Linked DNA regions of Homo sapiens: all the other regions are linked to region 1. A link is a loop called in an ENCODE intact Hi-C map of the cell type or tissue named here. Cell type or tissue: heart left ventricle. All regions are shown on one strand. Region 1 overlaps SLC9A1 (solute carrier family 9 member A1). Region 2 overlaps GPR3 (G protein-coupled receptor 3). Region 3 has its middle 3.8 kb from the start of GPR3.

What was found. A loop is a pair of places that touch in the nucleus more often than their neighbours do. Peaks named below come from ENCODE experiments on the same cell type or tissue, not always from the same donor. Only the 100,000 strongest peaks of a DNase experiment are listed, where the experiment ranks them.
Region 2: it touches region 1 in a loop (5-fold over the local background); 46 of 110 quality-filtered maps call a loop at or near these places.
Region 3: a loop joins it to region 1, with 6 times the contacts of the local background. A loop is called at or near these places in 46 of 110 quality-filtered maps.

The regions. Positions count from the first base shown.
Region 1 is chr1:27,101,352-27,103,851 of GRCh38, reverse strand. It overlaps SLC9A1 (solute carrier family 9 member A1), which reads left to right. Exons shown (of 12, transcript NM_003047.5): 6 at 540-629; 7 at 1,109-1,179; 8 at 1,294-1,467; 9 at 1,722-1,836; 10 at 2,026-2,127. Among named protein-coding and RNA genes, the nearest start is that of SLC9A1, 53 kb to the left of the region's middle. RefSeq lists enhancers at 312-1,170, 1,171-2,029. In heart left ventricle, a CTCF peak has its summit at 974 (motif pointing left); a DNase peak (open chromatin) is centred at 981.
Region 2 is chr1:27,394,398-27,396,897 of GRCh38, reverse strand. It overlaps GPR3 (G protein-coupled receptor 3), which reads right to left. Exons shown (of 2, transcript NM_005281.4): 2 at 1,084-2,500. The coding sequence ends at 2,107. Among named protein-coding and RNA genes, the nearest start is that of GPR3, 3.0 kb to the right of the region's middle. RefSeq lists an enhancer at 1,888-2,500. In heart left ventricle, a CTCF peak has its summit at 1,329 (motif pointing right); a DNase peak (open chromatin) is centred at 1,317; H3K27ac peaks cover 191 bases.
Region 3 is chr1:27,387,559-27,390,058 of GRCh38, reverse strand. No RefSeq gene overlaps it. Among named protein-coding and RNA genes, the nearest start is that of GPR3, 3.8 kb to the left of the region's middle. In heart left ventricle, a CTCF peak has its summit at 1,462 (motif pointing right); a DNase peak (open chromatin) is centred at 1,467; H3K27ac peaks cover 892 bases.

The sequences.
Region 1 (2,500 bases):
GTTTCTGCATCTGTTAAATAGAGACAATGGAAGGACCTCCCTCTTAGTGTTGCGGATATTGGAGAGCTGATTGATGCTAGAACACTTCCAAGCACGTGTGTTGGTCACATGGCAGGTGTGCAGTTCCATCTGCTGCTGCTGTTATTACTCGGTCCTCCTCACAGTCCTGGTGGGGAGGCAGTGCAGAGGTAGTTTTCCCTGTGTGTGGGGCCTGACTTCCATGGGGTTGCAGAGCAAGTCTGTGGTGCAGTCCACATCTGAACCCAGGCTGTCTGCTGCCTGGCCCAGGCCAGATGACCAGTGTGGGGGTCATTTGGCAGTGAAACCTCTGACCGTGTCTCCAGGAAGAAGCAGGCCTTAAGGACCTGTCTTTAGATAAGTGCTGGGAGGTGGGAGAGTTCTCACACCCTTGGGTCCTGGGAGAGAGCAGAGCAGAGAGGGCATCCTAGCCTTGGGGGCCTGGGGTGAGGGAGGGAGGCTCTGTGGCCTCCCTGCCTGGGTAGCAGAACTGGAGTGCCTGACACCTGCCTGCCCCCCAGGGCATGACCATTCGGCCCCTGGTAGACCTGTTGGCTGTGAAGAAAAAGCAAGAGACGAAGCGCTCCATCAACGAAGAGATCCACACACAGGTACTGGAGTGCGGGCTGGGCCCTTGGTTGCAGAAGGAGGAACAGGGAGATAGGGAGCAGCTGGGCCTCAAGTCTCTGCCCCCCATCAGCCCCTTCTCCCTGTGCCAGTGCCCAGGGGCTCCCTCTGCCCCAGGAGGCCGCCAGGGTCTAGCCATAGGAAGGTGTGGTGTGAGCAGCTGGGAGCCTGAGGAGGGGGCATCATGCCATCTCTGCCTCCATTTGAAACCTATCCCAGGCATAGGTCCCAGGTGGGATTAGAGAAGGGGGCTCAGCCGGACACAGGCAAGGCTTCGAGATACCCAGAGTCAGGGCCGCTGGGTTCGATGAGTGGAGTGTGGGCGCCACCTCCTGGCTGCTCATGGAACCACAGGGCTGGACCCAGCAGGGCTGCAGCTACGGGAGGGAGTGGGGCTAGTCAGAGGTCTTGGTAGGGAAGGCGCCCCACAGCGAGGCTTGACTTGGCCCTGGGCCCCTTTCAGTTCCTGGACCACCTTCTGACAGGCATCGAAGACATCTGTGGCCACTACGGTCACCACCACTGGAAGGACAAGTAGGTGGCAGGCCTGGTGGGCAGGCAGGGAGGGGCAGGCAAGGGTCTCCTGGGCCTGGGCATCTCCCCACTCCTGGAAGCTGGCGCCATCCGTCTCCCTCCTCCTCCCACCAGGCTCAACCGGTTTAATAAGAAATATGTGAAGAAGTGTCTGATAGCTGGCGAGCGCTCCAAGGAGCCCCAGCTCATTGCCTTCTACCACAAGATGGAGATGAAGCAGGCCATCGAGCTGGTGGAGAGCGGGGGCATGGGCAAGATCCCCTCTGCCGTCTCCACCGTCTCCATGCAGTGAGTGCTGGGGCAACCAGGCAGCTTCTGCTCCCACACACCGGCCCCTCAAGCCCGGTTGGAGGTGGCCACCTGGGGGGCGGGGTCTTCTGTTGTCCTGTTGGGGCGGACAAGAGAGCTGTGGGCTCGCACCAAGGACCTGAGGCTTTGGCGCCCACCTGGGTCATCCCTAGGGTGACTTCCTTCTGGCCAAACCTGGGAGGCACCAGGATCCCAAGAATCTTGGGGACCTAACCGATGCCCTATTGCCCCAGGAACATCCACCCCAAGTCCCTGCCTTCCGAGCGCATCCTGCCAGCACTGTCCAAGGACAAGGAGGAGGAGATCCGCAAAATCCTGAGGAACAACTTGCAGAAGACCAGGCAGCGGGTGAGGGCCTGCTCCCCAGCCCGACCCCCAGGGTACAGGAGCCCTTCAGCCCCTCTCTACGGCAGCCCTGCCCTGCCCGTGCCCCTCGGCACCCACCCCAGGACTGGCCCGGCCTCCAGCACTGCCCCCACCCCTCCATGAGCAGAGCCTTCCGGGGCCCGCACTGCCCTGACGCTGTCCCTCCCACAGCTGCGGTCCTACAACAGACACACGCTGGTGGCAGACCCCTACGAGGAAGCCTGGAACCAGATGCTGCTCCGGAGGCAGAAGGCCCGGCAGCTGGAGCAGAAGGTAGCCTCTGCCTTCCTCTGGGAATCTGTATCCCACCCCACTCGCCCAAGCTCCGCCACAGCCTCTAAGGAAATGTACCCATTCTAGGAACAGGGTTTGGCTTTCGAGGGGCTTTTAGCAGTGTAAGGGCATGGAGAGCCATGAGTTCTAAGCAAGGGATTGGCGTGGGGTTGTGGGGCATGGCCTGGGTTAGGGCAGTGGCAGGGGACAGAGGAATGGGTGGATTTAAGGCTGAGCAGTGTAGGTGTATTCAGGGAGGCTGTGACAGGAGCCTGGGATGAGCCCTTAGGAGCTCCTGAGGGGCCAGTACGGGTGCCCACACAGGCACAAGGGAGGGGGAGCAAGCGCCCTGCATATACGAAAGGTGGGGTGT
Region 2 (2,500 bases), 290 kb before region 1:
TGGTGGCAGGTGCCTGTAATCCCAGCTACTTGGGAAGCTGAGGCAGGAGAATCGCTTGAACCCAGGAGGCGGAGGTTGCAGTGAGCCGAGACCACGCTATTGCACTCCAGTCTGGGCAACAGAGCAAGACTCTGTCTCAAAAAAAAAAAAAAAAAAAAATCAGGGTCCAGAATGTCCTAAGCTCCAGGCTTGGGAAGGAAGGAAATCACTCACTACACAGCACAGATTCTGGAAACAGATGTTCCTGGCTCTACCATTTTTTAGCTGTATGGCCTTGGGCCAGCTGCTGTCCCTCACTCAGCCTCAGCTCCCTCGTTTGTAAAATGGAGAAGACACTACCGGTGCCATGGGATGCTTATTAGGCATAAGCGAGGTAGCATGTGTGCCAGACACACAGTAGGCACCCATGATTAGAAGGACCTATTATTGGCCAGACGCGTTGGCTCACGCCTGTAATCCCAGCACTTTGGGAGGCTGAGACGGGTGGATCACGAGGTCAGGAGATCGAGACCATCCTGGCTTACACAGTGAAACCCCGTCTCTACTAAAAATACAAAAAAAATTAGCCGGGCGTGATGGTGGGCGCCTGTAGTCCCAGCTACTCGGGAGGCTGAGGCAGGAGAATGGCGTGAACCCGGGAGGTGGAGCTTGCAGTGAGCCGAGATCACGCCACTGCACTCCAGCCTGGGGGACAGAGCGAGACTCTGTCTCAAAAAAAAAAAAAAAAAAAAAAAAAGTAGGACCTATTATTATTAAGGAAACTGACATGCTTTGAGCATATTCATCATGTCTAAGCCCCACAGTGGCCGGTGTGGGCAGGATGTGAGCATCCTTGACCCAGGAAGAGCCAAGCACCCAGGTTCCTGTCACCAGGAGGAGGTAAGGTCCTTGCCAGTCAGTGCCCAGGTCTGAGCAGAGGGGCACTGACATCTGAGAAGGAGTCACCTGCCAGCCACCCTCCACCCTCTGTCCAGCTCCCCAGATCCCCCAACAGGCCCCCCAGGCCTGGCTTGACCCTCTCATTCCAGGCCATCCCCCATCAGGCCCCACTCCATACCCTCCACACACACATAGGGAAACATATTTATGACAAAATCATTTTTTATTGAGTTGGGTTGGAGACGGGAACAGGGAATGCACTGGGGGCCATACCCCGGTTGGCAGAGGGGTGGGGTGTTGGCTCGTGCCCCCCCTCCTTTAGGGCACCGCAGGGTGAGGCTTGGCCCCCAGGCCATGGCTGTGGCCCTGGACGCCAGGCTGGAGTGGAGCTGGGGTTGCATTCTGGTCCCAGCTGCCTGGCCGGGCTGCAGTTTTCCCCAAATGGCCACCAGAGGGCAGTCGGACCCCAGCGCAGAGGAATTTTTGGTTGCTCAGGTGATGGCTTCTTAAAAAAATAAAAAACCAGAGGCTGGTGTGTTCCCCTTCCAAACCCGAGGAGGGCAGGCCTGGGGAGAAGGCTCTGGTTTCTATGATCTCTTCGATAAAAAATAATCCAAAATAATAACAAAATACGTGGTTTCTCTTTCACCCTTTCCCCCCTCCAGGAACTGAGGTCAGAAATGGGGGTGAAGGGACAAGGGATACCCTGGTATGGCCTGGATATCAAGGTGTGGGCCTCTTTTTTGCCCCTTACCACCCATAAGTAAATTTATAAATAAATAAATCAATCATAAATAGACACTGTCTTTGTATATGTGCATATATAATCTTTCTCTCTCCTATTTAGGCAACTATGTGACTAATCTCTCTGACTCTTTAGCTCAGAAATTCAAACATAAAGTGACATGGTCAAGGTCAAGTTTGGGGGAAGAGGGACATCTGGGACTTGGAATGGCACTGTAAAACTCCCAGCATTCTGGAATTGCAACCCAGCTGGGCTGTGAGACATTTCTGAGTAGAACACTGACCACCTGAACATTCTGGAACCGTGGAGCCAGCTGGGCCCCCATAGGGATCTGAACAGAACCTTGAAACACCCAATGTCCTAGAACTCCAGAACCAGCTGGGTCTGGGGGGTGTGGAGCTGGGGGTTTGGAAAGAAGCCCTGGAGAGCCTAACATTCTGGAATTCTGTAGTAATCAGGGTTGAAGGGTCATGAAGACTCAGCTAGACATCACTGGGGGAGCGGGATCGGAAGGGGATCTTGGAAGAGGAACAGCAGCAGCAGACAGCCCACAGCACTTTCTGCACATCCTGGTTGCGGAAGGCGTAGATGATAGGGTTGATCATGGAGTTGTAGGTGGCAGGGAGCAAGGTAAGATAGGTGTAGAGAGGTGGAGAGTGGGCATCACCCAGCAGGCAGTAGACAGTGAAGGGCAACCAGCAGGCGGCAAAGGCTCCAAGCACCACGGCCAGTGTGGCAATGCCCTTGCGGGTGGCCACATAGTGGGAGGCAGGCAGCAGGTGCCGCTGAAGGGCAATCTGCTGGGCATGGCGGCAGACGATGCGGCAGATTTGGGCGTAGAGCTGCAGCATGATGCCAAACACCATGAAGAAGGCA
Region 3 (2,500 bases), 290 kb before region 1:
CTTTTTCTTTTATGTCTTGCAAGTCTGTGTTTGGATTAATTTTTCTTTGCATAATCCAAGGAATCATAAATCATAACCAAGCCAGTTGTCTTAACACCACCAAAATGGGTTCTGTCTTTTTTTTTCGTTTGTTTGTTTTTTGAGACAGGATCTCAGTCTGTCACCCAGGCTGGAGTGTAGTGGTGCAATCAATGCTCACTGTAGCCTCAACCTCTTGGACTCAAGCAATCCTCCCATCTCAGCCTCCACAGTAACTGGGATTACAAGCACGTGTCACCACGCCTGGCTAAGGCGTGTAATTTTTGTAGAGACAGGGTTTCGCCACATTGCCCAGGCTGGTCTTGAACTCGTAGGTTCAAGTGATCTGCCCACCTTGGCCTCCCAAAGTGCTGGGATTACAGGCATGAGCCACTGTGCCCAGCCCAAAATGGGTTCTAAATACAAAGATGAAATCCAGAGTGGTCTTCTACTTTTTGACTAGTTTTCTGTCTTAGGTATTGTTGTCTTCCCAGGGTGAAGGACACGGAAGACCATCATTTCCACTGAAGTATTGGTCATGAACTTCCTGATCCTGATAGTTATCCTGTTGTTTGCAAGGGAAGTTGATCCTAAGGCAGCCAGAGAGGAAAAGAGAGTGCAGTGACATTTCTTTTCTTTCCTTTTTTTTTTTTTTCCGAGACAGTTTTATTCTTGTTGCCCAGGCTGGAGTGCAGTGGTGCAATCTCGGCTCACTGAAACCTCTGCCTCCTGGGTTCAAGCGATTCTCCTGCCTCAGCCTCCCAAGTAGCTGGGATTACAGGTGCCCGCCACCATGCCCAGCTTTTTTTTTTTTTTTTTTTTTTGTATTTTTAGTAGAGACAGGGTTTTACCATATTGGTCAGGATGGTCTTGAACTCCTGACCTCAGGTGATCCACCCTGCTCAGCCTCCCAAAGTGCTGGGATTACAGGTATGAACCACCGCACCCGGCATGCAGTGACATTTCTAACCCCGAGAAACCCAGGAGAGCCAAGAGACTAAAGGGGGGCTATGGGTTTTCACGTGAACCTCATGTGCTCTCCCTCACGCACCAAAAGTGCTCATACCAATCAGGTCTCCATTCCCCGCATACTTGCTCTCTAAAGGAAGAGATAGTTCCTTCTCTCCTATTCTCCTCATGCCCTCTGTCCCTACCTCCTTGACACCTCCTCCAACCCTTCCCACCTACCAGGTGCCCAGCCAGAGCCCAAGGCTTACAACAACCTGCAAAAGTGAGGGACCATGTCTCCATTTCTTGGGTGAAGCCCAGGAAAGCCAAGGGACTTGCCCCAAATCACATAGTAAATGGCAGAGCTGGGATCTGAAGCCAGGTCCATCTGTCACCAAGTCCAGTGTGCCTTCCATTCTGGCCTAGATGTCACCTTCTTCCCAGAAGGGGCTGAGGCTAAAGTTTGACTAGGGCTGACAATACCTGCAGTTCTCCAGGTGGCCACCAGATGGCTGTGAGGACTCACTTCCAGGTGAGACTTTTATCCTTGCCTCTTCTGTCTTCACCAGTTGGAGAAATCCCTTGGGGAGGGAGGAATTGGCGGGGAGGGGGTGTTCGTGCGTGTGTGCTTGTGTGTGTGTGTGTGTGTCAGTCATAGATAATCCCCACACCTGAGTCCCTTGTCTAAGACCCAAGGGTCTAGGCATCATCAGTGCCCATATTCTTAGCATAGACCCATTCATTCAGCCATTATTTACTGGCAGTTCCCCTGGGCTTAGGGTTTGTTCAGTGGGTGCTAGGGACAGAAAGATGATCTGGCCAAATTCCTGCCTTTTCAACAGTCAATAGACACATTTATTGAGCATCTTCTATTTCCCGGGTACAGAGAATACAGCAGTGAACAAAAATCCCTGCCATCTTCAATGAGCTTCAGTTTTATTAATTAATTTATTTAGTTAGTTATTTTGAGACATAGTCTTGCTCTGTTGCCCAGGCTGGAGTGCAGTGGTGCAATCTCAGCTCACTGCAACCTCCGCCTCCCGGGTTCAAGCGATTCTCCTGCCTCAGCCTCCCGAGTAGCTGGGACTACAGATGCATGCCACCACGCCTGGCTAATTTTTGTATTTTTTAGTAAAGACAGGGTTTCACCATGTTGGCCAGGCTGGTCTCGAACTCCTGGCCTTAGGTGACCTGCCCACCTCGGCCTCCCAAAGTGCTGGGATTACAGGCATGAGCCACTGTGCCAGGCCAAGCTTCAGTTTTAATCTGGAGGGATGGACAATCTACAAATAGATCCTTAAAATCTATTCAAGTAGGGAGCTCTTGGGGGCCTCACAGACCAGTGGGACAAACATGTACACAGATGGTCACAACATGGCATAGTAAGTAAGGTTACTTAATAAACATCTGGCTGGGCATGGTGGCTCACGCCCATAATTCCTGCACTTTGGGAGGCCGAGGTGGGTGGATCACCTGAGGTCAGGCGTTCGAGACCAGCCTGGCCAACGTGATGAAATCCTGTCTCTACCACAAA